2 separate regions of the Homo sapiens genome follow, and region 1 is linked to region 2. A link is a loop called in an ENCODE intact Hi-C map of the cell type or tissue named here. Cell type or tissue: left ventricle myocardium inferior. All regions are shown on one strand. Each heading gives the region's core, and the rest is flanking DNA. Links, peaks and the distances in the headings are about the cores only. Region 1 overlaps LOC105371953 (a long non-coding RNA gene). Region 2 holds the start of LOC105371953 (a long non-coding RNA gene).

The links. A loop is a pair of places that touch in the nucleus more often than their neighbours do. Peaks named below come from ENCODE experiments on the same cell type or tissue, not always from the same donor. Only the 100,000 strongest peaks of a DNase experiment are listed, where the experiment ranks them.
Region 1: it touches region 2 in a loop (4-fold over the local background); 6 of 110 quality-filtered maps call a loop at or near these places.

Annotation. Positions count from the first base shown.
Region 1 is chr18:1,156,892-1,173,037 of GRCh38, reverse strand. It overlaps LOC105371953 (a long non-coding RNA gene), which reads right to left. Exons shown (of 7, transcript XR_001753318.2): 3 at 13,640-13,859; 4 at 10,185-10,223. It also overlaps the pseudogene SLC25A3P3. Among named protein-coding and RNA genes, the nearest start is that of LINC00470, 190 kb to the left of the region's middle. In left ventricle myocardium inferior, for the core only: no CTCF peak of the experiment used is centred there; no DNase peak of the experiment used is centred there.
Region 2 is chr18:1,097,361-1,113,506 of GRCh38, reverse strand. It overlaps LOC105371953 (a long non-coding RNA gene), which reads right to left and starts at 14,502. Exons shown (of 7, transcript XR_001753318.2): 1 at 14,160-14,502. In left ventricle myocardium inferior, for the core only: no CTCF peak of the experiment used is centred there; no DNase peak of the experiment used is centred there; H3K27ac peaks cover 474 bases.

The DNA.
Region 1 (16,146 bases), core at 6,590-9,089, 60 kb before region 2:
CAAACTCTCAAGGGCAAGATGGAAAGAGACAATCTCTGTGGGTATTTAGTATGGAGATACTCCATCAGCATAGGGCCACCATATTTCCTGACAGCAGGAACTATTTATTCCACATAACTTTGTCATTTTCTGTGGCATCTGGTCTATTTTTTTTTCTCTACATAGTGTATTAGGGAAGAGGCTAAAAGGAGTAAGCAATAACTTATTGCAGTCAGTGTAGTGTAAATGGCCAAGTCAAATGAAAGATATAGATTCCACATTCATAAGAACACAAAAATCGGGTCCAGAAGGAGAGATTTTCACTTTCTGAGACCTTGTTGGCGGTCTCCTTTTCTTAAAAATAAAACTTATAAATTTTTATTTTTTACAGTTTTATTGAAGTGTAATTTACATATAAACTACACATATATAAAGTGTGCAGTTTAACAAGTTTTGACATATAAACGCCCATGAAACATAATGACCACACATACACTTCCCCGAATTTCTCATGACACTTTCTAATTCCTTCCTCTCTTTTGTTTCCTGCCCTGTACTCAGATTTCACTGCTCTGCTTTCTGTCACTATAGATTAGTTGGCATTAACTAGAAGTTTATCTGAACTATAAACTTGTTGATGAACATTTGGGCTGTTTAATGAACTTAAACCTCATTTTTTCTGTACTTTTTTCTTTAGAAAGAAAATAAAACATTAAAAGAAGCACTATGGTGAACTTATGTCTAACCAGCACAAGAAGTGAATAGGTAAGTGGCAGTTGGAGGAACTGTGGGAGAAAGTGGACTTATCGTCACTGAGTTTGTTATAACCGAGTCAAACAGGTATCCAGACTTAATGAAGCACATTTCAAAAAGGTTATGTATCAAGTATATTATTGAGGGGATTTATATTTTTGAGGTGAGGTTGGATAGAGTTATTTATAAATTCTAGATTCTTTGATTTGGTGACTCAATACGGATTATTATCTGCTTCTTGGAGGTTACCTACGGGTTAACATACCTTTGATTAGTAGCACATATAAATGCTGAATATCTTTATCTTAAGAAAATTAAATTGTAATTATTACATATATTCAATATAATAAATATAACATATATATCAAGTATGAAGTGAAGGGATCCTTGAATTGTGACAGCTTCTATTTTACTCTGCTTCTGTGACCCTGGACATTTCCCTCAACTCTTGATGCCTGATTCCTCCTTATTACCTGAGGAAAACAGTCTAGATCCTTAATACTTGCCCAAATAGTTTTACAGGAGCCATGTGAAAACACTTTGAGATATATGCAGTGATATATAAAGTCCTTCATACAAAACAATCCAATTACTTCCTTGTCTTGCCCAATATTTTATTTGGACTTCCTACTGCTCAGTAATAAATGACAGAGAGCATCAGAAGCTATACTGGAATGTTGTTTAAAGGAAATATAGTTTTCATATATATTTTTAAATAATTATTTTTAAGTACAATACTGTGCTATAGTGATCCCACTATTCATGAGTTAAATAACATGTGAAATTAGAGATTCTTAGGATATTCTTAATGGTCTCTGAGCTTATTCCATAGCACAGCTTTGCACCTGTCATGCACTTGGTTACCACACAGGCCTAAGGAAATGCATTGTAGCGTCAGCCCTTAGAAGGCCAAGTGGCACACAGGAGTTCGTATTGATCAACTAATTGCATTGGCTACTGGGCTGGTCCGCATGTTCCAAGCCTTGGTCTAACTGACCCATGAGGAAGAACATACTTTGTTTTCTCTGGCTAATTTTCATCTTGTTATAAATCACTGCTACTGTGTAAGGAAAAAATAGGCTTTTAAAATTTAGCCCTGCCTGTGTCATTTTCTTTACTAATCTTCTTTGTGTTTGAGAGATATATAGAATGTTATTGGGATAAGGAAGGGAACTAGAGACAGATGGGCTGTCAGGCTAGGTACATAAAAATGTACAGAGAGGACTGACTGGCAATATCTTCTAGCGCAAGCCATGTTCTTGAGTAAATTATTTAGAATTTACATATGAATGATCTCCTTGTGGTCAGTTTTCCATCTGTGATCTGACAGCTTGTAGATGCACATTTAGTATGTTTTTAAAATCCTATCATTTTACATTTGACACATGTCCATGTCAAATGAAAGCATAGATCTCCCCATTCTTTAACATCCTCTAAATTCTCCTTACTAATGGATAACTAGAGAATTTGTTTATTGCATCTGCTTTGTAAGAGGGGTGATGCCTGTTACTCAAAGTCACTCAAAAGAGTAATTTAGCATTTCTTGATGGTTATAATTGTAGTATACGTTCTGCATGTCTGTTTGTCTCTCTATATATCTCTATATTATCTTCAAGCTTTGACACAATAACCCTTCTTACATGAAGGGTATATGATTTATGCTTGCAATATAATGTAAACAAGCATTTTTAAATTGTGTAGACAGGATGGTTCGTTTTATATTTGGTTCATTTCAATATAATAGTCCACACTCTGAATGTTTTTGGATTTGGAGTAATCGTGAACTTGGAATTCTTTGGGAAATAAGAAAAATACAAGACTCTGAGTTTAACATTCTCCAAGATAATGTACTTGGTAGAGTTATTTTATTGTTATGTTTAATCCATGTCTTTTGACTGACCTAATAATAGAGGAGACAAATCTTCTAAAATTTCGATTATGCCTTTGAAGTTTCCAATTTTTACATTAATTTCATCACCGATCTATCATTTTCTCTCTTATTATTACAAAACTGTGTTCACATTAAATTCACTTTTTTTTTTAATTTGTGATGGAGTCTCACTCTGTACCTTCACCTCCCAAGTTCAAGCGATTCTCCTGCCTCAGCCACCGGAGTAGCTGGGATTATAGGTACACATCACCATGCCCAGCTAATTTTTGTATTTTTAATAGAGACAGAGTTGCATCATATTGGCCAGACTGGTCTTGAAATCCTGACCTCAAGTGATGCACGCGCCTTAGCCTCCCAAAGTGCTGGGATTACAGACGTAAGCCACTGAGCCTGGCTCACATTAAAGTCACTTTTAATGAAAAAGTATCTCACAATTTTGATAATTAAACACAGTTTTTAAAATATTCCTTTTTAATCTTTTTTAATGAATAAAGATTATATGGTTGTAATTTTTATTCTTTTTAAGATTCCTATAATTAAGTAGTCTTAATGTTTCCACAATTGTTATTGTCAATAACTACATAGTATTCTGTTAGATATTGTATTATGACTTACTTGACTATTCCCTACCATCCTATCTTTTATAGATTTTTAGTATTTTTGATAATGATGTAATAAATACCTTTGTCCGGGTAGCTGTTCTTTCTCTATTGAATTAACTACTTATGAATATTTTATGACTTTCAAAAATTATCTTATTGCAGCCAGAAACAGCCAGTGACACAATTTTATAGTTCTGTAATTGTATATAAATATATTTGTTTCACCATATCATCAAAATTATGTGTCAATACTTTAAAACATTTTTTATTTTAATAGATACAAAATTATATCTTAATGATGCTTTAATTTTTATTCCTTTGATTATATCAAACCAAGACCAAATATTTTTCAAAAATGTTGGAACTTTTTGTATTTTATCAAGTGTGAATTGTTTCTTGGATCTTGAATGTTTGGGGGACAGTTACATAACCTCTTTATTTTATACAGGTGCATATACCTTGTTTTTGTACTTAAGCATTTTCTCAAACTGATTTTTCGTAAATATTTATTCTTTATTTTTAAAAATTGTATAAATATTTTGATAGTCAAATATGTCAGTCTTCTCTTTGTGATTTTGTCATTGTAAAAGAATTTTTTATTTTAGAAATGAACTGTGCAGTTGATTGCAGAGAATAAATTTAGGTAATAATATTTGTTTATGCGGTTACAATTGTTTATTAGGATGGCAGTCATCAGTCAATTGGCAGTTTTAGAAACAGAATAAAATCTTATGCTGTCAGCATGTATAGGCTATTTAAAGGTTGAAGTTCCTTGGTGTGGGTATCTGCTTTGTTCCCGGTTAGAAGCTGTAGGAACAGACTAATTTATTTAAACAAAAGACAAGTTACTGGACTGATATCAGGGACTCAATGAATGAAGGGAAGGTGGAGGTCCAGGATTAGAAAATACGTAGGAAGACGTGAACTTTGGAGGTTTGAGCAGTGGCTCCACCACTGAGACCTACCATGACCACAGGCTGGTCTACTGCTGCTGCCAGGATAGAGACTCTTGGTCTTTCTGGAAAGCCCTAACTGCTAAGACTATACAGTATGAGGAATTCTGTAAAATGAAGATAAGGGTGTCAATAGGAATGGAAGTTTGGATGTTGGACACCCATATGATAAGTGTTCACAAAAGCAATTCCACAGACACAGTCTTGTCTATCTTCAGATTCCAGTTCATTTGCTCATGAAGGAATCATTAGGTTCTCATCAGCTGAAACACACTAACAAAACTCCAAGGAATGAGGTTTTCTCTCATTCCTACATTCATTTTTAAACAGATGTAAACAGCTTAAGAATGCTGGTCAGTCATCTAGTCTGTCTTTTATATCTACTTATTACTCCAAATAACTACTAGATGTTCAATCTAATGAAATTATTATCAGAGGGAGTGGAAGATAATAATTTTAGGAGTTGTTTCATCCTGTTCATGTTAGCACTTGGAAATTTTATTGTTTTCCATTACTGGTGTATTTCTATTCAGAGAGCTCACCTTGGTTGTCGTTTTAGTTTCTTATTGCTGCTGTAACAAGTACAGTTAGTCTTCACTGAGCAATGTCAGTAGGTTCTTGGAAACTGCGACTTTAAGAGAAATGAAGTGTAACAAAACCAATTTTTTCTTAACAACATTATAACAAAATGATATTGAACTAAACAATATTGAGTGTCTGCTGTATGCTATTTTGCTTAAGTCACAGTTTCCAAAAACCTACCAATGACGATAAGTGAAGACATAATGTACCACAAACTTAGCATCTTAAAACAACACAAATTTATAATTTTATAGTTCTAGAGGTCAAAAATCTAAAACCCGTTTCTCTTGGCTAAAATTAAGGTGTCAGCAGAGCTGGTTCCTTCTGAAAGCTGTAGGGGAAAATTCCTCTACTCATCTTTTCCAAAATCTAGAGGTTGCCTACATTTCATGGCCCCATCGCGTTTCCAAAGCCAGCAATGGCGAGTAGAGTCTTTCTCACATTGCATCACTCTTAACACTGACTCTTCTGCCTCCCTCTTCCACATTTAAGGTCCTTGGGATTATACTAGGTCCACTCCAATCAACCAGGGTAGTCTCCCTATTTTAAGGTCAGCTAATTAGCAGCCTTAATTCCATCTGCAACCTTAATTCCCCCTTGCCATGTAATGTAACATATTCACAAATTCCAGGGATCAGGATATGAACCTCTTTGGGGGGTCATCATTCTGCCTCCCATTGTTACTCATTCACAGCGCTCCCTTCTTTGGTAGGTATTCGAACTGACATGTGAGAATACTGGCCTTTTTTTCTGAAGTTTCACGTAACTTCAAAACAAGGTGCCTCTTCTGTTTGCTCGTAGTTAGAACAATAAGCTTATGCTAATACTTTGAACTTCTTTGAACTTTACCAGATTTAACATTTGTTTTTGCTTTTCAAACAGTAAATATTTGGAATCTTCTATTATCTATGAAATTTACCTAAAATATGTGTGATCCCTCCAATTAATAACCATCTATCCCCTCAACATCTTAATTTCAATTTAGGTCTCAGAACTATTAGGCGAATAGATATACTATTTGTTAGAGTAATTATAATTGTTTGAATTGAATATCTATCCAATTATTTGACTTATTACTTCTAAGAAAGCACACATATATCAAAAGTTTCCAAAGCCTTATACTCTGTAAATATTAAACAAAGAGTGTTTTGTCATAAAAATATGCTTCTAGAAAATGTGCTAAAGAAGCAATAGTTGACTATTTTACAGTTTGTACCAGTACATATTGGGCTAAGTATACTTTATGTAATTCTTGAAACATATACATAAACATTCAAACCTAAATGAGGCCACAAAATATTTTAACTCATTTCTCTTTTATATTTTTCTCTCAATGATCAAGGCATCTGGCATTAGTGATTAAAATGAATGATTATGAAAATGTGAAAAATATTCTGAAATTTCTATTATACCAGGATTTATTACAATACAAACCTTGCTTTTAAATGAGCCTATTTCAGACATAACTTGATATTAAAGAAATCTCTAATAACGGTTCTTTGATCTTCAAGGTAAAGAAACATAATTCAAACGAACACAGAAACAAACCCCAAATTCTACTTTCTGGTTGTAATTAAGAGCCACTATTATCTCAACTCCCAATCAAGTTACACTGAGTAAAATCTACTTATATTCCTTGTATTAGTCCATTTTCAAACTGCAGATACTACCTGAGACTGGGTAATTTATAAAGAAAAGAGGTTTATGACCAGGCGTGGTGGCTCATGCCTGTAATCCCAGCACTTTGGGAGGCCAAGGTGGGTAGATCACTTGAGGTCAGGAGTTCAAGACCAGCCTGGCCAACACAGTGAAACCCCGTCTCTACTAAAAATACAAAAATTAGCCAGTCACGGTGGTGCATGCCTGTGGTCCCAGCTACTCAGGAGGCTGAGGCACAATAATTGCTTGAACCCAGGAGGTGGAGGTGGAAGCTGCAGTAAGCCAAGATCATGCCCCTGCACTCCAGCCTGGGCAACAGACCAAGACTCTGTCTCGGAAAAAAAAAAAAAAAGGGAAAAGAAAAAAGAGGTTAATTGACTCACAGTTCTGCATGGCTGGAGAGGCCTCAGAAAACTTACAATCATGGTGAAAGGTGAAGAGGCACGTCTTACATGGCAGCAGGTAAGAGAAAGTATGCATGTGCAGGGGGAACTGTCAAACACTTATAAAACCATCAGTTCCTGTGAGAACTCACTATCATGAGACCAGCATGGAGGAAACCACCCCCATGATCCAATCACCTCCCATCAGGTCTTGCCATCTACACATGGGAATTATGAGGATTATAATTGAAGATGAGATTTGGGTGGTCTCAGATGGAGATGAGGAACTTGTTGGGAACTGGAGCAAAGGTGATTCTTGCTACGTTTTAGCAAAAAGACTGGCGGCATTTTGCTGCCCTAGAGATTTGTGAACTTTGAACCTGAAAGAGATGATTTAGAGTATCAGGGAAGAAATTTCTAAGCAGCAAAGCATTCAAGAGGTGACTTGGGTGCTGTTAAAAGCATTCAGTTTTAAAAGGAAATGAAACATAAAAGTTCAGAAAATTTGCAGCTGGACGATGCAATAGAAAAGAAAAACCCATTTTCTAAGAAGAAATTCAAGCCTGCTGCAGAAATTTGCATAAGTAACAAGGAGCCAAATGTTAATCTCCAAGACAATGGGGAAAATGTCTCCAGGACATGTCAGAGACATTCACTGCAGCCCCTCCCATCACAGGCCCAGAAGCCCAGGAGAACAAAGTGGTTTCATGGGCCAGGACCAGGGCCCCCCTGCCATATGCACCCTAAGGACTTGGTGCCCTGCATCCCAGCCACTCTAGCCATGGCTAAAAGGGGCCAAGGTACAGCTCAGGCCATTGCTTCCAAGGGCACAAGCCCCAAGCCTTGGCAGCTTCCACATGGTGTTGAGCCTGTGAGTGCACAGAAGTCATGAATTGAGGTTTGGGAACCTCTGCCTAGACTTCAGAGGATGTATGGAAATTCCTGGATGTACAGACAGAAGTCTGCTGCAGGAGCAGAGGCCTCCCAGAGAACCTCTGCTACAGCAGTGCAGAAGGGAAATGTGGTGTTGAAGCTCCCACAGAGACTCACCACTGGGACACTGCTTAGTGGAGCTGTGAGAAGAGGGCCACCATCCTCCAGACCCCAGAATGGTAGATCCACTGACAGCTTGCACCATGCACCTGGAAAAGCCACAGACACTCAATGAAAGCCCATGAAAGCAGCCAGGAGAGGGACTATACTCTACAAAGCCACAGGGGCAGAGCTGCCCGAGGCCGTGGGAGCTCATCTCTCGCGTCGGCATGACCTGGATGTGAGACACGGAGTCAAAGGAGATCTTTTTGGAGGTTTAAGATTTGAGTGGCCCACTGGATTTCAGACTTGCACGGGGCCTTTAGCCCTTTGTTTTGGCCCATTTCTCCCATTTGGAATGAGTGTATTTACCTAATTCCTGTACCCCCATAGTATCTAGGAAATAACTAACTTGCCTTTGATTTTACAGGCTCATAGGTGGAAGAGACTTGCCTTGTATTGAATGAAACGTTTGACTGTGGACTTTTGAGTTAATGCTGAAATGATTTAAGAATTTGGGGGACTGCTGGGAAAGCATGATTGATTTTGAAATGTGAAGACAAAAGATTTGTGAGGGGCTGGGGCAAAATGATATGGTTTGGCTGTGTCCCCACCCAAATCTCATCTTGAATTGTAGCTCCTGTAATTCCCACATGTTGTAGGAGGGATCTGGTGGGAGATAACTGAATCATGGGTGTGGTTTCCCCCATCCTGTTCTCATGGTAGTGAATAAGTCTCATGAGATCTGATGGTTTTATAAGGGGAAACCTCTTTCACTTGGTTCTCATTATCTCTTGCTGCAGCCATGTAAGACATACCTTTCACCTTCTGCCATGATTGTAAGGCCTCCCAGCCACGTGGAACTGTGAGTCCATTAAACCTCTTCCTTTATAAATTACCCAGGCTTGGGTATGTCTTTATTAGCAGCATGAAAACGGACTAATACACTGTGTCATGTAAAACTTACATTAAATATATTTATATGCTTTTTTCTTGCTAACCTATCTTTTGTTATGGGGGTCTCAGTGATGAACCTAGTGATGGTGAAGAAAAGATGTTAGTCTTTCTCCCCTACAGCTACATTTTAGAAGTCAAAAAGGAATATATTTCAAGAATAGTTGTGGAATAGAAATATAGGAAAGACCATTAGCTGCCTCCTAATACCCATATTCCCCCTGCTCTGTTGTAGAACTTTGGCTTCTTTGCTGGGCAAATTACCACACATGCACAGTCTGCATCTCCTATCCTCTGATCCCTTAGTGTGGCTGTGAGATTGAGTTATGGTCAGTGTGATATAAAGACAAAGTGTGGGGCATTGTTTTAAGAGTTTCCCTAAAAATCCTTATTTTTAACTACTAGAAGCTGAACTTGTTTTGTAATTTAGTTACTGACTTCAAAAGTGTTCTGTATTCACATAAACTATGCCTTTTGGATATTTTTCTAGTACAAAGTTGTTACTGCAAGTTTCATAGCTACCTTCTCTTGTTTTGTGCTTCCCCTGATTTTATTTCACATTTCTATTATCAACTAACCTAACTCCTCTAACCAGGGACATTTAAAAGACTATGCAATGCCAAGGAAACAAAGAGAACAGATTTTTATCCTTGAGTCACAGTTCGCTCTGAAATCCTGAAATTTGCTCTGCAATCTTTAGATTTTGAGATAATACAGTACAGCTGCACAAAAGTTAATTTTCAACTTTGTTAGAACATAGTTCTTTAAAATTCCCTGATTTTTTATTCTAACTCACCTTGAACGCATTAGAGTGAGTACAGGTGATCTAAATCATTTAGTCTAATGTCCATTTGGGGCCTGGAATTACCCATAGAGTTTCCATGAAGGCCTAGATAATTATGTAGTAATGCACTCACTCATATTAGAGATGTGTTTTAAAAATCTTAAGGAAACAGGCCTTGGACATTTCTATTAGACAACTCTCTCCCTACCTTCCACCTCTGCCAAAAAGTAAAAATAAAATCCAAAAAATAATTGTATCAAAATCCTCTGGTTTATTTCATTCTCTTAGTCATGGTAGAGAAAGTTTACTTGATCTTTATTCTCTTACCAAAGCAAACTTCTCCCTCTTAAGATGGCTCAATTTTATAAATTCATGTTTTCATATTACTCTAACATCCTTCTAAAGTTTTTATCCTATTATTTTTGTGTCGATTATGTATTCAAGTTGAGAAAGAATCTCCCCAGATTCTATGTTTCCATGCCAAGTTAAACATAAAAATAGCATAAAAAAGAAATTTGGTTTGTTCCATTTATGTTCTAATTAATGTAAATATGATTATGTTGATTGCTTCACTAGCACAGGCGCTTAATGTATCTACTCACTGATACTTACCTTAAAAGAGTGCATTTTTCCTTTTCACAGTCTTCCTTCCTGAAAGGGAACATAAATGTCTGAGGCAGATGCCAGTCCTGAAAATGCTTCTGAAAATTTACTTTTAATACCCATTAGTATATACATTCATTTAAACTTGGGAAAGATGTTAGAGGAAAGCAATATGAACTAATGATTCCCTTGTTTTAGGAAATCATTAACTTTGGAAACTATGCAATTAGGATGACTAAATTTCTCCTTAAAATAGCCAACATCTAAGGAGAATTATAGGCTGTATAAAAGGTACTAGTTTTAGGTACAGAGGATGCAAGTAGTGGTTTAATATATTCATAATTAGATCATAGAGCAAAGAAAGGGCTCCAGATCTAATTCATTTGAGGCTTTCCTGATGCAAAATATTTTACTTGTATAAACACACATAAATTTGCAAATCAGAGTTCCCTTGCACTTCTTGTAATTCTGACCAGTTCTCTTGATTAGGCTATATTTTGCAGTTTCCTCAGTGACATTCTGCTGCACCTTGCCTACCATCTAACTTTACTGAAAGACACCACTTATGAGCTGCCCTGGACACATGCTTATTATATAAATACTTCTTTTCTGAATTCTAGTAGTCTTGTCAGGCCTGGTAAGATGGGCTGGACAAATATGTAACAAATCTTAAGGTGGAACTTCCACCAAGCTTCTTTGATGAAGACCTGAACAAATGGAGGGTACCAGAAAATGCCAACCTAAGCTATGACACTTTGGTGTTACAACAGTTTTGATCTGAAAGCAATTAACTCTGTCTAAAAGTAAGACATGTAAAGGAGATTAGTTTAGACCCTTTAGTCCCAGTCAAACAGACAGATAATTGGAGATGCATAGGTGAACCAGGTGAGGTCAGCAGAAGAACCAGCCAGCTGATCCTAGCCAACCCACAGAATCACGAGTGATAACACATTGTTGTTTCATGCCTCTGACTGTGGGAGGATTTGCTATGCATCAGAATATTACTGATAAACAATCTGGTGTAACAGAAAAACAAGTCAATTAGAAGAGATACAGCTGGGCAGACAGTGTCACAAAGGTCTGGATATATTTAGCAGGGACATACTATAGGAATTAGTCCTAGGAATGAGCTGGGTTGAGTAGAACAGGTATCGACACAGAAGAGGAACTTAAACACAGCAGTGGGAATAAGAACCAAGTTACTCAAACTGGTATATAAAGTGAGGATAAGAACATCACCAATGTGACTTATTATTGATTCACATACATATTGCATACCGGACAAGTCTCATAATTCTTCCCAGTCAGGATTATGACTGGTCCAGACTCAAGTAGCAAAGTGAGCAGTCAAAATATCCAGTTACTCTAAAAAGGTGAACTCTTCTTTAAGTACTATCTTAAGCAAGGTTTAAAAAAAAGTAGATAGTTTCCTGGCATCTTACCTTCATGTATTAATTTACCAAATACTTCTGGAGAACAGACACAGGAAATGGCTTCTGCTCTCCAGCAGCTTGCAGTTGGGTTGCAAGGATTGGGCACATACACAGGAGGTGGTTACAGGAGACAGAAAAGTAGAATGCAAGGAGAGACAAATGAGTGATGGAGATAGGATGGAGCTGAGAGGACCTGCACATCTGGACATCAATGAGGTAGACTGAGGAGGACGAATGTGGGGAGGACTATACAATGGGATAGTCTATGAGGTTGAAAATAGGACTTGGTTACTCCAGGGCTGCAGAAAAAAGGCTTCTAGCTGGAGCTCAGGGTTAGGTTGGAGAGGAGGAAGTCATTAGATCAGAGAGGAATAAATTTTAGTTATATAAGCCCCATTTCCTTTTCTCACCACAAACCAACCCAAATTACTTTCCCAAGGTGATAGTGCTACCACAAGTAAAATAAAATTAGCTGTGGGCCACAGTCCGTAGAGGGGCTGATATGGTTTGGCTCTGTGTCCCCACCCAAATCTCATGTCAAATTGTAATCCTCCTGTGTCAGGGGAGGGGCCTGATAAAAGATGATTGGCTCATGGGGACAGATTCTTCCCTCACTGTTCTTATGATACTGAGTGAGATCTCATGAGATCTGATCATTTAAAAGCGTGTGGCACCTCTTTCTTCTCTCTCTCACTCTCTCTCTCCTGCCAACATGTGAAGAAGGTGCTTGCTTCTTGCTTCCCCTTCACCTTCCGCCATGATTCTAAGTTTCCTGAGGACTCTCAGTCATTCTTCCTTTTAAGCCTGCAGAACTGTGAGTCAATTAAAACTCCTTTGTTCATAAATTACCCAGTCTCAGGTAGTTCATCATAGTAGTGTAAGAACTGACTAATAGAGAAAATAGGGGCAACGGGATGTTGGCTATCTTAGGGAGAAGATGCTCCATCTGTGGTGCCTCAACATGCCGGCAGCTGGTGGAGATGAGTCCTGAGGCCCACCCAACCTCAGTTGCAGGGCTCTTGGGCCACTCCCCTGTTCCCTCAATCTAGTCCATGACATTCCAGAAGAATATAGTTGTCATTATGGCTTCCTTAAGTTTTAATTACTGTAGTAGCTTTTAAATTATGCCATGACAACCCCGCTGTTGCATACCTGGATTTAGCAAAATGTGATGTGCGGGTGAGTTGTTCAATGTACAAGGTCATTTTTAATAAATTTTCACTACAGTTAAGAAGATAGTGTTCCTGATGTGGCTAATGGATAAGCTCCCACTTTTACTGGCCATGCTATGCAGAGACATGGTAAGTTTAGCTTTTAAAAGCCCTTGAAATCAGGCGTGGTGGCTCACGCTTGTAATCACAACAGTTTGGGAGGCCGAGGCAGGTGGATCACTTGAGGTCAGGAGTTCTAGACCACCCTGGCCAACATGGTGAAACCCCATCTCTACTAAAAATACAAAAATTAGCCAGGTGTGGTGGCTGGTGCCTGTAATCTCAGCTACTCAGCAGGCTGAGGCAGGAGAATCACTTGAACCCAGGAAGCAGAGGTTGCAGTGAGCCGAGATCATGCCACTGCACTCTAGCCTGGGCAACAGAGCAAGACTCCGTCTCAAAAATAAAATAAAATAAAATAAGCCCTTGAAGTCTTTTAGGGCAGCATGTTCAGAGAGAATGTCTATCTCTGATGCACATAACTTTACTTTACTCCCTCTCTCAGTGTAGAAGAATTTTATTTTACTGACTTTGCCCTGGCTCCAATGAAAGCTGCTGATGTAGAATTTCAAACCAAGCCAGGGCATGCTAATGTTCTGAGGAATCCTGCTTCCAAAAGGTATAAACAAAGAGAGATGGTCCCTCATGAATGAAACAGGTAACTATACACCACAAGAAAAGTCAATTGCTTTAGATATACCATTGAAGTATGGAATGCATTTGTTGCTTTTCAAGCCCAGAAATAAAATGTCCAAAGATAGAACAGATGGTTGTAGTATTTGAAGCAGGTTACGTAGCTGGGGGTGCTATTGTCTCTCACCTGCTGATTCTGTAGCATCTGTGGTGAATAAAGGCAGTGCCACTCAGCTTCCTCAGAGGATTGGATGTAGGCTGTGGGAGGACCGGGCTGTGTGGGTATCATCATAATTGGACCTCTGACTGAGCTACAGTGGTTTATCGAAAACTCCAGAAGGTCCATCTCAGCTTCCATGCATTTTGCCATCTGAAATTGGAGTCTTTGAAGAAGCAGCATGTTTTCCCTGAGGAAATAAATCAAAGCAAATGTGAACTAAATTGCTTGCTGGCCAGTGTTGAGAAACGTACAAAAGTAACATTTATAAATTTGACAAACAGGACACGTCCTGTTCCTGATATAGTTACTGGTATTACCTTTGCTTAAGGCAAGAGCTTATTTGTTGAAATAAACTAACTCTCCATGATTTATCTGTGATTTGATAATTATTTGAAGCTAGTATGAAGCTGAAACTGGATCCCTTCCTTACACCTTATACAAAAATTAATTCAAGATGGATTAAAGACTTAAATGTTAGACCTAAAGCCATAAAAACTCTAGAAGAAAATCTAGGCATTACCATTCAGCACATAGGCATGGGCAAAAACTTCATGACCAAAACACCAAAAGCAATGGCAACAAAAGCCAAAATAGACAAATGGGATCTAATTAAATTAAAGAGCTTCTGCACAGCAAAAGAAACTACCATCAGAGTGAACAGGCAACCTACAGAATGGAAGAAAATTTTTGCAATCTACCCATCTGACAAAAGGCTAATATCCAGAATCTACAAAAAACTCAAACAAATTTACAAGAAAAAAATAAACAACCCCATCAAAAAGTGGGCAAAGGATATGAGCAGACACTTCTCAAAAGAAGACATGTATGCAGCCAACAGACACATGAAAATATGCTCATCATCACTGATCATCAGAGAAATGCAAATCAAAACCACAATGAGATACCATCTCACGCAAGTTAGAATGGCAATCATTAAAGTCAGGAAACAACAGATGCTGGAGAGGATGTGGAGAAATAGGAACACTTTTACACTGTTGATGGGAGTGTAAATTGGTTCAACCACTGTGGAAGACAATGTGGTGATTCCTCAAGGATCTAGAACTAGAATTACCATTTTACCCAGCAATCCCATTACTGAGTGTATACCCAAATGATTATAAATCATGCTGCTATAATGACACACGCACATGTAAGTTTATTGTGACACTATTCACAATAGCAAAGACTTGGAACCAACCCAAATGTCCATCAATGATAGACTGGATAAAGAAAATGTGGCACATATACACCATGGAATACTAGGCAGTCATAAAAAAAAAAGGATGAGTTCATGTCCTTTGCAGGGACATGGATGAAGCTGGAAACCATCATTCTCAGCAAACTATCACAAGGACAGAAAACCAAATACTGCATGTTCTCACTCATAGGTGGGAATTGAACAATGAGATCACTTGGACATGGGGTGGAGAAAATCACACACCGGGGCCTGTTGAGGGGTGGGGGGCTGGGGGAGGGATAGCATTAGGAGATATACCTAATGTAAATGATGAGTTGATGGGTGCAGCATACCAACATGGCACATGTATACCTATGTATCAAACCTGCACGTTGTGCACATGTACCCTAGAACTTAAAGTATAATAATAATAATAATAATAATAATAATAATAAAAGGATTGGAGGCAGAGCAAGATGGTAGAATAGAAGGCTCCACTGATCATACCCCCTGCACAGACACCAATTTAACAGCAATCTACACAGAAAAAAACACCTGCATAAGAACCAAAAATCAGGTGAGCTCTCATAATACCCAGTTTTAACTCCATGTTGCTGAAAAAGGCACTGAAAAGATAGAGAAAGCAGTCCTGACTTGCCGATGCACCCAGAGATGCTCTCGGTACCAAGCTGCCACTGCTGGGGGTGGGGACGGTGCAGAGGGAGGGAGTGCACAGCAATTGTGAGGCACTGAACTCAGTGATGTTGATACAGGAGATAGAAAGAAATTATTTAGAGGCAGATAGTAAGGGCAACAGAGTCCTCGGCAGAATTTTTCCTTTTAACAAAAAGCAGCCCCCAAATCATTTCTTTTCTAACAAAGAGCATCCTGAAAAATTGAGCTGTGGACATATATAAAAAAGCTGGAAGCTTGCATGGGTGACTGTCTGCAGCTGTGCCAATAGCAAAGGGCTACCTGAGGGCCAGGCATGTTCAACATGGAGGCTCTATCTTCCCTTTTCTTTGTCACCACATGTAAAAAAGCAGGCAACATGGTGCCAGCAAGGTATAGAACCAGTCTGCCTAATAAAATATTTGGGTGGGGTGGCCAGCCTCTTTGTATGCTATGCAAATGGCACACCTAATCCAACCAATCTTTTGTGTCCTGTGTAAATCAGACACTGCCTCCTCAGGCTCATCTACAAAACCTCCTCCACTTCACCGCAGACCAGAAGACCTGCTCGGGACCCCTCTCTCTGCAGAAAAGAGCTTTTCTCTTTCTTTCACCTATTAAACCT
Region 2 (16,146 bases), core at 7,434-9,933:
CCTCCAAAACCATGCAAATACATAGACATTAAGTAACCTGTTCCTAAGTGATCACTGGGTCAACAATAAAATCAAAATGGAAATTAAAAAATTCTTTGAACTGAGTGATAATAGTGACACAACCTAGCAAAACCTCTGGATACAGCAAAAGGGGTGCTAAGAGGAAGCTTCAAAACATTAAATGCCTGCATCAAAAAGTCTGGAAGACCACAAATAGACAATCTAAGGTCACACCTCAAGGAACTAGAGAAACAAGAAAAAATCAAACCCAAACACAGCAGAAAAAAAGAAATAAAAAAAGATCAGAGCAGAATTAAATGAAATGGAAACAAAAAAAAATACAAAAGATAAAGGAAACAAAAAGTTGGTTCTTTGAAAAGATAAATAATGCCGGGAGCAGTTGCCCATGCCTGTAATCCCAGCACTTTGGAAGACTGAAGCAGGTAGATCACTTGAGGCCAGGAGTTCAAGAACAGCATTCCCACCCACGGCTAAACCCCGTCTCTACTAAAAATACAAAAATTAGCCAGGTGTGGTGGTCATACCTGTAATCCCAGCTACTTGGGAGGCAGAGGAATGAGAATTGCTTGAACCTGGGAAGTGGAAGTTACGGTGAGTGCAGATCACACCACCGCACTCCAGCCTAGGTGACAACACAGTGAGACTGTCTCAAAAAAATAAATAAATAAATAAAATAAAATAAAATAAAATAAATATATATATATATAAATTGACAGACCATTAGTGAGATTAACCAAGAAAAGAAGAGAGAAGATCCAAATAAGCTTAATTAGAAATGAAATGGGAGATATTACAACTGACACCACAGGAATACAAACGATCATTCAAGGCCACTATGAACACCTTTACACACATAAACTAGAAAACCTAGAGAAGATGGATACGTTCCTGGAAAGACACAACCCTCCTAGCTTAAATCAGGAAGAATTAGATACCCTGAACAGACGAATAACAAGTAGTGAGATTGAAATGGTAATTTAAAAATTAACAAAAAAAAAAAAGTCCAGGACCAGACAGATTCACAGCTGAATTCTATCAGACATTCGAAGAAGAATAGGTACCAATCCTATTGACATTATTCCACAAGATAAAGAGGGAATATTCCCTAAATCATTCTGTGAAGCAAGTATCACCCTAATACCAAAACCAGGAAAGGACACAACAAAAAAAGAAAACTACAGACCACTATCCCTAATGAACATAGACGCAAAAATCCTCAAAAAAAATACTAGCAATGAAATCCAACAACATATCAAAAAGGTAATCCACCATGTGCAAGTGGGTTTCATACCAGGGATGCAGGGACAGTTTAACATATGCAAGTTAATAAATGTGATACACCACATAGAATTAAAAATAAAAATCACATTATCACCTTAATAGACACAGAAAAAGCATTTGACAAAATCCAGCATCCTTTTATGATTAAAACCCTCAGCAAAATCAGCATAGCAGGGACATACCTTAACATAATAAAAGCCATCTATGACAAACCCACAGGCAACATTATACTGAATGGGGAAAAGTTGAAAACATTCCCCCTGAGAACTGGAATAAGACAAGGATGCCCTCACTCACCACTTCCATTCAACATAGTACTGGAAGTCCTAGCCAGAGCAATAAGACAAGAGAAATAAATAATAAATAAATAAAAATAAAAATAAATAATTTATATTATGATATTGGCCAGGTGCAGTGGCTCACACCTGCAATCCCAGTACTTTGGGAGACCAAGGCAGCAGATCATTTGAGGTCATGAATTCGAGACCGGCCTGGCCAACATGGTGAAACAAGTCAAAAGAGCTAATGTACAATGTGAGGATTATAGTTATGAATAGTGTATCTTATTCAGGATTTTTGCTAAATGAGTAGATTATAGCTGCTCTTGCCACAGACAGGAAAAAGTGGGTAACTATGTGAGATGATGGGTACCTTTATTTGTTTCACTAATCATTTTACTGTAATGTATCTTAGAACATCATGTTGTATGCTTTAGATATACAAAGTAAAACTTATTTTCAAAAAATTTGCACAGACAGTGGCCAGAGAAAACAGCTTAAAACTGGCAGCTTTCATTCAGTACTCTCCTCCCACAACAAGCTTATCAACAACCTCAGATAAAATAAAAATTTCCAATATTCATTAGGCATATTTCTATTGGCCCTGATCTAAATGCTTCACACTTAGTGACTCCTTGTATTTCTATAACATTTGCACAAAATAAATGCTACTATTGCCTCCATTATGAAAAAACTGAGGCAAAGAGAACTTAAAAATTTCGCCAAAGGTCAAACTTCTAGGATAAAATAGAACTGGGATTTGAACAGACATAATGTGGCACTAGAAACCACGTTAACAACTCTGCTATACTGACAATTCATTTTTCAAAAAAAATAGGATTCTTATTATGCAAACACAGCATCAAGCCAGGTGAAATAAATGAACAGGGTTAAGATAAAACAATATATTTGCGATGAAAAAACAACTTTAAGACAAGTCCTTGTCCTTCCTCCTACTAGATTGTTCTCAGATACCAAATAGCTGATAGGTGAAGGTGTTAAACTATGCTTTTGTGGACGCTGTAGTGGACGAGAACTACAACATCAAGATCCCATTAGTACTGACTTAAACCTTTCAAATAAGACCCCAAAACTATTTGAGTTCATTAATTTTTTTCTTTCAATGATATGTTGGTATTGATGACATTCGAAGAAATATAAGCAAACTGGTAACACTGTGAAGAAGAAAATGTCTGATTTATCCTGTCAGCATAGATTCTTGTGTCCTACTACATTTAAATCTGAAGGTTAAAGCAGAAACAATTGACATAATATGAACAAGCTGAGCCTCTAGTTGACTGATTGACCTTGCTGGGTTTCATGATACCTTTTTTTTTTTTAAATCAACAGCCAGATGTTACCTAAAAGCAAACAGGAATGGCCTGAGATGCAGAGTCATCTATTCTGTAAGAATAGAGTAAATCACGAGAATTTTTCAAGGCCTCAATACTTAGGGGCTCCATGATACTAGTAACTAGGCATCAGCTCAAGAAAACATCCAGTAAGAAAAAGAGCTTGCTCTACCAATTTGTGCTAAGAAAGCACAGCTGAGGCTTAACTACACAGAATTGGTCCATGATATAATTTATTCTTGTTGTCTCTATAAAGGAACTAAATTTTGTCTCCCCTATTCCCTACATCCTCTTGGGCCAAAATCATGCAGATCTTTAGAGGTTTCCAATACAAAACCTGAGAGAGAAGAGCTTGATATTGTGAAGAAAGCATTGGCCTGAGGACTGGGAAACCAGGTTCTAGTGAGCAGTCAACAAAAAGTTAAGTGACCTGAGCAGTCTTTGTCTAAAGCAGACCTCAGTTACCTCCCACCTATAAAATGGGAGGATTTGTAATAAAGAGGTGAGCTCTAAAATATAAATATGTTCTAAATATTTTATCTAAAATAAAAATATGTTCCACTTTTAAAAATATTTGATTATTCTATACCTAAAAAAGAATAAACTTAACTGTATATATTATTATATAATATCAAAATCATAATGAGTAAACTTAATTGTATATATTAACCCAAAAATTACTCATGTTGAGTGACCACAGTTTCACTGATTTAAATATCACTTCCTCAGAGAAGTTCTTGTGGCCACCCTACCTAATGGGCCCTCTTCCCTAATTGTCATTTATCCCTTCACTCCACTTTTTTCCTCCTAACAGTTACCACCTGATAGTATGTGTTTGTGTGTGTGTGTATATATATATACACTATATATATACACACTATATATATAGAATATATAGAATATATATACACTATATATAGAATATATATAGAGAATATATAGAGAGAATATATAGAGAGAATATATATAGAGAATATGTATATAGAATATATATATATTCTATCTTCTCCCTGGAGAGAACATAGAACTGGAACTCTTTTGTTCATGGTTATATTCTCATCACCTGGGTCAATGCCTGCAATAATTAAAAGAGTGAATTTTAGCCCCTTCATTGTTATTTTTATCTTAGCAGCCGGTTTTTCAATATAACCTCTTTCAAATCATCTCATTTCTAACCTTTCAATTGACATATCTTGATCATTATGTCTTTCATTGTCAAAAGTTAAATCAAATTTAGTTTAATTTTAAAAAACAAACCAACTTCTAAATACATTTTAGTACAAAAACACTTTCATTAGGATACTACTGGAAATAAAAATAGTTTTAAAGTTAAAAAAAATATTGCTTAGCTCCAGCTCTCAAGGTTTTTGTTTTCTTCCCTCATCAGTTTGTTTCAACAGATGATCTCTTGACAGTCAGCCATGAGGTAGGTACTAGAAGGTCAAATATAAAAATGACGTGATCCATGCCTTAAAAGATGAAGAGTTTAGTAAGAATAACAAAGAAACAGATCATTTATGCTAAAAGGAATTTCACATTTTAAGAGGAAGATGTAGTCCTGAAACATAACTAGTCTATTTTTAAAAATTTATACAAGAGAAATTTCTTCCTATGTATGGATTCATGAAACCTCAACTATTTTATTTAGAAAGGTTGAGATTTTCTTTTGCTTCCGTGTGTGGTCTTTATTATGCATCTAATACCCAATTTGTTCACTTTAGTAGGAACTGGTCTCATTAATGACATTAGAGGGGATTAATACTGCAGTAATTTCCATGCTGAGTAATATATGGGAGAACCAAAAAAAAACACAAAAAAATTGAAGGTATGAACACTGCTGATTCCAATTATTTTTCCTTGACTATTGAATTTTGAAGATGCTTGCATAGCTATCTACTATATATTATTCAAGAGAAAAAAAATTTTAAGTACTCTGTGCATTTTGCCACTTATTAAGAATTCTAGTAAAAGAGAAGCTCGAGGTCCTTCTAAGATTAGGGATTTGTCTATTTGTGCCTTTTAATTATGCCTTCTACAATTACCATGAATCAAGGAAAAAGACAAGATCTGGGAATTCTAGTCCTGGATGACAAGTATGGTCACCTTAGATGAGCCTTTTAACTTCTCTTGCCCTAAGTTTCCTTATCCAGGAAAAAAAAAAAAAAAGACAAATGAACCAGATAATTTCTATAGTTTCTTCAAGTTCCAAGTTTTCTAAGTATGTGTCATGAATAATTAAAAACTTGCTATTATCTCTTCAAATAATTGATGTACAAACGGCCTGTGAAGAATCCAGTACTTTTCCCTATGTAAACATCATCAGCAATACTACTCAGTGCAAGCCACTTTATGTGGAGACGCAAAGCTCACAACATAACTGAGAACATTTTTAAAACATGAAAAATGACCATGTCTAAGATAAACCATCACTGGCTATCAAAAGATTTGCATATACCAGTGGTATATGCCAAACCAGGTTAGTAAATTGGATCATCAAGTAGTTAAAAAGAAAAACATGGATCCACAGTATCTCAGCATGGAATCCAGGATTCCTTTTTAATTTCTTCCTGTGATTTTGAGGTGTAGTCAAATTTTGTGAACCATGGTTATAAACAATAAATGTTATGAGTTCTGAACACTGAGGGACCTCTGTGCTCTAAATTAGTTTGGGAAAGCTAATAATAATGTGTATTATTGAAATTGATTCATAATTTTTCCTTGATCAGTCAGTAATTGTTCAAACAAAACTGACAGTAATAATTCCTTAGGGGTGTGATAATCAGTCAAACTTTTTATGCAAGTGAGTTGTATTCAGATAGACTCATACATTCTCTCTCAAATCTCCTAGCAATAATAATTACTACACCTTATATTTGTATTGTGTTTTATGAATCACAATGTGCTCCACATGAATTTTCATTTGAACCTTACTTAGTTATATTATCCCCACCTTAAAAATCAGGAAATTGAAGCTCAGAGATAATTGTTCCAGAATTACACAAATAAATAGAAACTTGAGTGTAAACAAAAGTTTTTCTGACTCCAAGTGCTTCTTATCTAATCTCATAAACAGTAAAAGTTGTTCTTGACATAAGACATCACTTAAAGCCACTAGTATGCTTGTATAACTTAAACTTCACTTTCTTTAACTTAGGCAGGTAAGAAATTTTTATTTCTATAAGACTTGCAAATATCTTTCATTTATATGACTCCTGCGTTAGAACTACTCTTACCCCAATGGCTCAAATTAATATTTTTAGAGTAATTTTACTTCTAAGCTCCATCCAAAAATCCTGAGGAAATCTCCCTGCTAGGCATGACAGTAGGTGGAAACTATTTCTCTCACTTGGAAGAAAACATATCAGAATTTAACAGTAGAAAGTGCTGGAAATAAAAACAGGTAACCAAAACCTATATCTATCATCCAAGAGAAAATTCAACAGCATCCTTTAATAAAAGCAGAGCTCCTGAAACAGAGCAGAAAGAACAGACTTCGGGATCAGATGAAATTGGACTTAAATACTAGCTGTGCCACTGAATAGCCATACCAGCTTGGGCAAGAATGAAGCAAATGAGGAATGTTTCACAAAGATGGCAGTGGAAGCTGTGGTGATGGCTGGTGGTGGTAAGAAATAGAAAACAGAAAAAGCAGAAAAACAGATCTGAATGCAGTGGTTTTCTAGTGAAGCATCTAGAAAACCAGGATGGGATGGGATGGGGTGGGGTGGGGTGGGGTGGGGTGGGGTGGGGTGGGGTAGGGTAGGGTGGGATGGGATGGGATGGGATGGGACGGGACGGGACCATATTGGGAATTTCAGAGGTCACTCAGGCCAAGGATTTTGAATGCCAATCTAAATAGTATAGACTTCCTCCAATAGGTGACTGACTCAGTGAATGCTTTTGATTGAAGCATAATGAAATCAGCTGTTAGGAAGGTTAGTCAAGAAATGGTATTTTTGTTGGTTAGTTTGTTTGTTATTGTTTGTTTTAGGATATATTTAAGGACCCAGTTACATACTTTCCCGTTTATCCAAAAATAAAGTACAGATGACCTATCTTCTGTTCTGTATTTTACTGCAAAATACAAGAAATCCTCCAGAGCCTAACAAAGTGAGGTTCTTTCAGGACTCTCATTGGAATCAAAAGGCCTGGGTTTTCATTCCATTTACTAGCAAAAATAATGAGACAATCTCTCTAAGCCTTAATTTCCTTGTCTGTAAAATAGACATAATAGTACCTATGTTGCATATTTACTGTGAGGATAGAAATAATCTAAAGTTGCCTAATACCATTCTCAGCACATACTGGCACACAATAAATGGTAGCCATTATTTTCCCCCATAAAATAGATTTCTTCCTTTTGAGACTGTCCCATTTGGCTTAAGTTTTATTGTCTCCATTTAATTTAACTGTACTTAAGTTCACAGCCTCTAGGAATAAAGTCTTCACATTCTTAGGGGAATAGAAGCCTTCCATTCCTCAGGCATTTACCTTCTGCCCTGAGGAACAGGACCGCCAGCACTACTATTTAGATATCAAATGAAAGTGATGATCTACCCAAGACGTTCTTCCAAACTGACCTGGTGTTCCTTTTCCAAAGAACTATGCTCTGCTGTTTCAAAGACTCCCAGTGTTTTTTCATTATCCTGCAGCTCATTTCTCTCAAGCGATAGATGAGCTTAGCAAAATTGCTTTATAATGCTAGGTGGCTGTCCAGTTTCAATTTAAGCATATTGCAAAACTAGCCTACCTTGAGACTTCTTTGTCATTTTTCTAGAAATGGGTACATGATTCTTGCATCTAAAAAACTCAGGTTACTTACTCAAATAACCTTAGCCTCTTTGACTTACAACTGTTAACACAGGGAAGAAAAGTCAGTAAATAGACAGGTAAATAATACATCAAATTCTCTAATAGTAGCAAGTGTGCGGTGACATTTATTGTTGTTTTCTATTCCCTATTTCTGGTGGAAAAATGAATCGCTTACTGTACCAATCATAGTACCAGACTCTCTGGGTCATTTTATTGCAGTTGGAATCTGACCAATGCTAAGCCAACCAAAGTTCCAACATAACCACTAGCGTGAAGTCTTTGTAGCTATATTTACAGCCACTGGTCACTACCAAATGATTCTTCTGAATCCCTTAAGTTCCCAGAAAAAGAATCTGACTGTCTGTTAGCCAGTGAATGCATTTAGTGCCTTTGAGTCAGGCGTCCATCTTGGTCCAACATTGAGTTGAATGGTGAAATTGCAGGAGCTAGGAGTCACAAAAAGGGGAAGCTTTTAGAACTGTAACCCTAAAATTGAATGAATGAACAAGGTTGAATAAAATATATCTTATTAGAAAGTTTAACTCACACATTAAGTAGCTCGACTGACAGGATTGGTGAAAGGTCCTTTGATCCTAGTAGCATAGTATAGCTATGATTATGAATGTGCGAAAGTAAAGAAATCTAGGAGTCCCTGTTCCCAGATCTCAGACTAAGTCAGAAATATTTTCTGAAGGAGCTAGTCTTCCGTTTGATATTTCCGGCAAATCTTTCTCTGCAAAAAAAATTTCTTTTACAGAAGAATTAAATATTACCCCTTCTATTCCACAAGTGCATGAATAGAAGACTCTCCAGATAGCTGAGGATGGAGTAGAGAAAGACACCAGCAAAGGCAAGGACAGCCCCCACAATAAACCTAGAAGGGTGGGTTTAGCAAGGCCTGTAGCAGTAAGGACTTGACCCAAAAGAACCCACAGTGAGAATATTAAAATCCCGACAATTTTCCTAGCAACAAGAACCACAATTCTCTAGAGTCCAGCAGCCAGCATTTCAGAAGAAATAGATCAAGACATTGTGGAATGGATCCAGAAATCAGGATCAAGTAGAACCCCAGAGAACTGCACCAACAAAACGACATGGGCTCCATTAGGGATGACTAACTACTTCTGGCCAGTGGACAGATGCCAAATTTCTAGATGTGGTTTAAAAAGCTCACAGTGTAAGCACAGATTACTATATCTGCTTCATAAACATTACTTATCCTCCACAATGCGTGTGAATCAAGCAATTCTCATACAAACCCTTTTGCTAAAACGTGCTGCCTTGAGTATCTTGTTAGGTATTGTTGTACATAATCTAGCTAAATCTAAGTGGATCTGACCAACAAGATTCTTTCTATATTAGTGTGCATGTAAAAAACTGAATAATCCTAATTGGCTGTACCCCTGCTTCCACCTCCTGGGATTGAAAAATACAGAACAGTCATCCAAGAAAATGTTTTGTCTCTCTTCCTAGTAACTAAAGAAGAGTTACTTATAATTTCTTCTAGTGATGTTTTCCAGCTGGGATCATTGTAGTTAACAGGAAATCATTGCTTATTGCTTTTCACAATGCATTTCCATTAAATAAGACATCATTTATGACCTTGAATGGAGACCTTTTTTTTTTTTACTAACTGTGTGTTACATTCCTAAGAAACATAACAACAGCAACAAAAGCTAGCCTTGGCTGATATAGTTTCTGGTCAATTTACCATCTCATAAGGATATCATTTTTAAATCTCAGCTGTTGATACTGAGAAACTGTTGATGGTCTATATATACATTCCATGTATACATATGAAGCAGAACATTTACATGAATTGTTTAAATATTTTCAAATCAATAACTCCCTAACACCTTTATTTCAGCACAAGCCTTCTCCTGCTTGTTTTATTAACAAGCACCCATTATAGAGTCTTTCTACAAATGCATGGCTGACAGATGACAGACACAGGCAGGAAAGTGGCAGGGAGGATATTGCTAATACCAGCTGAATACATAAATACATTAATCACACAGACCATGCTCAATTATTCAGAAGCTGACATTATACTGTGAGATCAGCTTAGCCCCTGGCTCCTGCTCCTGTCAACTGAACACATATTTATTAAGGCCTTACTCTATACACAGCACTCCGGTGACATGCTCAGTGAGAGACAGAAAAAGAAACCACTACCTTGGTTGAGAAGATCAGATGTACATATGAAAAACAACTGAAGAACACGACTCAAGTGCTATCATATTCTTCCTTCCTTTAATTGGAAACAGTTTGGGGTGTTCATTATCTCTCATTACTGCTGCCACAAGACATTTAAAGAGAATTGGGACACAAGTCAGCTGTTTTTATCTCATGTAACAGATCTGGGAAAAGACTTAGTGAGGAGAGGAGAGGAAGAGGGTAAAACTATTCATAAACAGAAAGTATGAGGTTATCTACAAGTGCCATTTTCTATGTCATATCATTTTAACATTGGCATGGAAAAATTAACAGCTTCATTGGACACGAACATAGTATGTATGGATGTTCTACATCTACAAGTCACCTTTCAAGGTCCTAGTTTTCTTTAAGAATCACTATGCTGTCAGTTGACACCAGGGGATGTTACAAAGGAGGGGTGCTGTTGGCCTCAAGATACCCTCCTCCTGGCACTCCCCTCCAGCCTCTGCAGCTGGAATTCCCAGGCCCCCACATCCCTCTTCACAGCCAACAGCGCCATCTGATGCTTGCTCCACAACATGCCCTCTACCCCAGCTTCCAAAATGTCCCCTTTGAGCTACTTCTTTATTCCCTTTTTGCCTTAGAGACCCTATTCAGCTAAGTGTTGGGAGAAAAGCAATTGGTCAACGTAATTCATGATAAGCATCTAACAAAGGTCTAATATCCAGAATCTAAAAGGAACTTTAACAATTGAATAAGAAAACAACACTTCTCAAAAGAAGACATTTATGCAGCCAAAAAACACATGAAAAAATGCTCACCATCACTGGCCATCAGAGAAATGCAAATCAAAACCACAATGAGATACCATTTCACACCAGTTAAAATGGCAATCATTAAAAAGTCAGGAAACAACAGGTGCTGGAGAGGATGTGGAGAAATAGGAACACTTTTACACTGTTGGTGGGACTGTAAACTAGTTCAACCATTGTGGAAGCCAGTGTGGCAATTCCTCAGGGATCTAGAACTAGAAATACAACCCCATTAAAAATGGACAAAAGACATGAACAGATGCTTCTCAAAAGACATACAAATGGACAACAACAAATATATAAATAAAGTGCTCAGCATCACTAATCATCAGAGAAATACAAATCAGAACCATAATGAGATACTATCTCACACCAGTCAGTATGGCTATGATTAAAAAGTCGAAAAACAGATGCTGGTGAGGCTGCAAAGAAAAGGGAATGCTTATACACTGTTGGTGGGAATGTAAATTAGTTCAGCCTCTGTGGAAAGCGGTTTGGAGATTTCTCAAAGAAGTTAAAACAAAATTACCATCTAACCCAGCAATCCCATTATGGGGTATATATCCAAAAGAAAACAAATTTTTCTACCAAAAAGACACAGGCACTCACATGTTTATCACAGTGCTATTCACCATAGCAAAGTCATGGAATCAGCCTAGGTTTTCATCAGTGGTAGATTGGATAAAGAAAATGTGCTACACATACACCATGAAATACTACACAGCCATAAAAAAGAATGAAACCATGTCCTTTGTAGCAATACGGATGCAGCTGGAGCCACTAACTTAGGTGAATTAATGCAGGAACAGAAAACCAAATACTGCATGTTCTCACTTATAAGTGGAAGCTAAACATTGGGTACTCATGGAAATAAAGATGGCAACAATAGACACTGGGGACTGGGGGGAAGGTTGGGATGGGAGTAAAAGTTGAAAACTAACTGTTGGGTACCATGCTCAGTATCTGAGTGATAGGATCATTTGTACCCCAAACCTCAACATCATGCAATATACACAAATAACAAACCTGCCTGTGTACACCATTAATCTAAAATAAAAGTTGAATTAAACAAAAACAAAACAAACAAACGAAAAAAGGATGGGGGCATGTCTAAAATTCTCTTTTTTGGTTGTGTCTCTGCCATTTGACCCAGCCATCCCATTACTGGGTATATACCCAAGGGACTATAAATCATGCTGCTATAAAGACACATGCACACGTATGTTTATTGAGGCATTATTCACAATAGCAAAGACTTGGAACCAACCCAAATGTCCAACAATGATAGACTGGATTAAGAAAATGTGGCACATATACACCATGGAATACTATGCAGCCATAAAAAATGATGAGTTCATGTCCTTTGTAGGGACATGGATGAAATTGGAAACCATAATTCTCAGCAAAATATCGCAAGGACAAAAAACCAAACACCGCATATTCTCACTCATAGGTGGGAATTGAACAATGAGAACACATGGACACAGGACGGGGAACATCACACTCTGGGGACTGTTGTGGGGTGGGGTGAGGGGGGAGGGATAGCACTGGGAGATATACCTAATGCTAGATGACGAGTTAGTGGGTGCAGCGCACCAGCATGGCACATGTATACATATGTAACTAACCGGCACATTGTGCACATGTACCCTAAAATTTAAAGTATAATAATAATAAATTAATTAATTTTAAAAAAATAGATAATGTAGAAATAAAAATAAAAAATAAAGCCTTTAATACATCTAGAATAGATTAAAAAAAAAAAAAAAAAGGCTGGGGGCATGTCAAGGAGACTCTGGAGCCAACCTGAAAGAACCCTGAATGGCCAAAGCCAGAAAAATTTAAGCAACAAAATAAATAATGTAGTACTAATTTATAACCCAAAGTATTAACAGAAAATAAACATACATGAGTCTACACTTACATTTAAAAAGTAAATGATATGAATAATTTCACTTAGTACAGCACCAGGCACATCACAATTCATTAATAAATCCCAGTTTCCCTTCCTTGTAAGCACAAGGGTAAGAAAACATATGGTCTGAAGCTTACAGTTAAGGGCATTAACAAAAAAGATCATTACCCATTCAAAAATAAATGTTATATTATGTAAAAAAGACATACCTGCCTTTAATTTTTAAAATATCATCCTGATGGCAGGCATCTAGCTTTAGCAAAAATGAATAGGGCGTTCCCTCACTTTAGACTCATAGTACTTAGAATAGACTACTGTTAGAATTCTTTTTATTCTCTCTTTTAATTAATTGTGTGCATGTCTGTCTCTTCCACCTTATGATGGGCTCCAAAATGTTGACATCTGAATCTTATATGTAACGTCACATCGTTAGATGACTCTGCACATGTGAAGGAGCAAGTGTGTAAGGACAAGGTGATGGTAATTCTGAAACCATCCCTGTATGAATAAAATTCACTGCTATATAGCAAAAAAGGCCTACAAAATTACCGCCTAACCTATAAAAATAAAAGAAAACCTAAATTAAAAATAGAGGCATTTCAACAATGAGAAAAATGCTCGTTAAAATATTAAGTGGCAAATAATGCATTTTGTATAATTTGGAATAACTATGTTGAGTTTAACTACACACCAATAAAAAGGTCAAAAGGAAATACAACAAACATTAGTGATAAAGATCAGAAATTTCCTCTTAAAAGACACTTTAAAAGACCATCTTATTTAATCTCCCTCCCAATTTGACACTGAGAGTTTTTCCTTTCACTGCACTCATTTTCCCTGGACAATCTTTTTCATTGATTTCTTCAATCAATCAATCAACATGTATTACTTAATATATGTTAGTCTCCCGTGTGTCAAGCAGTCTGCTAGACATTGGATACCCAGAAGGGACAGTCCCTGCCCTCACTGTCGCTGCTGGGAAGACAAACATTTAAGGAGAGTGCTGAGTATTCATAAGGCTCAGCTCCGTATGTGAGGAGAGCACCTAATCTACTCTGGGATGAGAGAAAGCCTGCTGGGGGAAGTAACTTTTCAGCTGAAACACAATGTGTGAGATGTTCGCATTGAGAAGAGAAGAGCAAGAAAAAACATCTTACGGGCTTCAACTGCCATCTACGTACTGATATCTCTCAGATTTGCATTTCCAGCCCAGAGAATTCTCATTACCTCCACATTGGCATAGAGCCTTCAGCCGCCTAATAGTCAACGTATCCAAACTGAAATCCTTTGTCTCCATTTTCCCCACTACTTTCAAAAAGAGAAAAACAGGCCATGCTTACTTCACTAAACCCTGAAGCCATGGATTATTTTAAATCATACTTTCAATCTTTCCAGTCACCAAGACAGAAAACCTACTTTATTCTACATTTCTCTTCCTCATCGTCCACCTCCCATGGGTCATAAAACTTTATTCTAATTCTCAGTCTCTCAAAACTCTCCCTTCTGCTCATCCCCACAGTCACAACTCTACCTCAGGTCCTCGTCACATTCTGAAAGTGTGTCCGGAATCGGTGGGTTCTTGGTCTCACTGACTTCAAGACTGAAGCCGCGGACCCTCACAGTGAGTGTTACAGTTCTTAAAAAGGCGGCGCGTCCAGAGTTTGTTCCTTCTGATGTTCGGATGTGTTCAGAGTTTCTTCCTTCTGGTGGGTTCGTGGTCTCACTGGCTCAGGAGTGAAGCTGCAGACCTTCACAGTGAGTGTTACAGCTCATAAAGGCGGTGTGGACCCAAAGAGTAAGCAGCAGCAAGATTTATTGCAAAGACCGAAAGAACTAAGCTCCCACACTCTGGAAGGGGACCAGACCGAGTTGCCACTGCTGGCTCGGGCAGCCTGCTTTTATTGTCTTATCTGGCCCCACCCACATCCTGCTGATTGGTCCATTTTACAGAGAGCCGATTGGTCTGTTTTACAGAGAGCTGATTGCTCTGTTTTGACAGGGTGCTGATTGGTGTGTTTACAATCCCTAAGCAAGACACAAAAGTTCTCCACGTCCCCACTAGATTAGCTAGACACAGTGTCTATTGGTGTATTTACAAACCCTGAGCTAGACACTGAGTGCTGATTGGTGCATTCACAATCCCTTAGCTAGACATAAAGATTCTCCAAGTCCCCACCAGACTCAGGAGCCCAGCTGGCTTCACCCAGTGGATCCCGCACAGGGGCCACAGGTGGAGCTGCCTGCCGGTCCCGTGCCCTGCGCCCGCACTCCTCAGCCCTTGGGCAGTGGATGGGACCGGGCGCTGTGGAGCGGGGAGCGGCGCTCGTCGGGGAGGCTGGGGCCGCGCAGGAGCCTACAGCCGGGGGCGGGGGGAGGCTCAGGCATGGCCGGCTGCAGGTCCTGAGCCCTGCCCCACAGGGAGGCAGCTAAGGCCTGGCGAGAAATCGAGCACAGCGCCAGTGGGCCGGCACTGCTGGGGGACCCGGCGCACCCTACGCAGCTGCTGGCCCGGGTTTAGCTAAGCCCCTCACTGCCCGAGGCTGGCGGGCCGGCCAGCAGTTCGGAGTGCTGGCCCGCCCAGCCCACGCCCACCCGGAACTCGCGTTGGCCTGCAAGCACCACACGCAGCCCCGGTTCCCGCCCGCGCTTCTCCCTCCACACCTCCCCGCAAGCTGAGGGCGCTGGCTCTGGCCTTGGCCAGCCCAGAAAGGGGCTACCATAGTGCAGCGGCGGGCTGAAGGGCTCCTCAAGTGCGGCCAGAATGGGCGCGAGGCGAGGAGGCACCCAGAGCCGGCGAGGAGGCACCCAGAGCCGGCGAGGGCTGCCAGCATGCTGTCACCTCTCAAAAGGACTATCAAAATAATTGCCTTATTCCCCTGATTGCTTTCTCTACTTCCAAACTCACTTCAACTCCCAATCCATTTTTCACATTTACTACAGAGTGATATTTCAAAAATGCAAATCCGGTCCTATTCCTCCATGATTCCTTCAGATAGTTTCCCGTTGCTCACAGATAAAAGTCTAAATTCTGCATGGTTCTGAATCCCTCGTCAGGCGTCTGCCTACTTCTCCACCTTAACATATCACTGCTACCCTTTTCCACTACACAAATGATAGGCAGACTTCTACAGAGTGGAAAGAAAGCCTCTGAAGTGTTCCTTCTGCCTGGAGTGCACTGCCTGCTTCCTCAAATTTCTGTCCAGCAAAATCTTCCTTCTCCTTAAAAATTAACTCAATACCTCCTCTTCTATAAATCATTTTCTGACTCCCCAAGATTGAATGTAATGCCATTTCCTGTATTTTCTACTCTCTTCCATTATAAAACTGTTCTGTCTACAATACCCCCGACAACAAGACTTATGTCAATTTCTTTATTCATGTAATTCCTTCTCAATCTTCAGATCCTTCCAACCACCACTTCCTAAGGAAGCCTTCTGAAACCCCTGACTAGGTCAGGCCTTTTTAAACTGAGAACAATGTTTTTATTCTTTCCCAGAACTTTTCTTAGTTTCTGATTA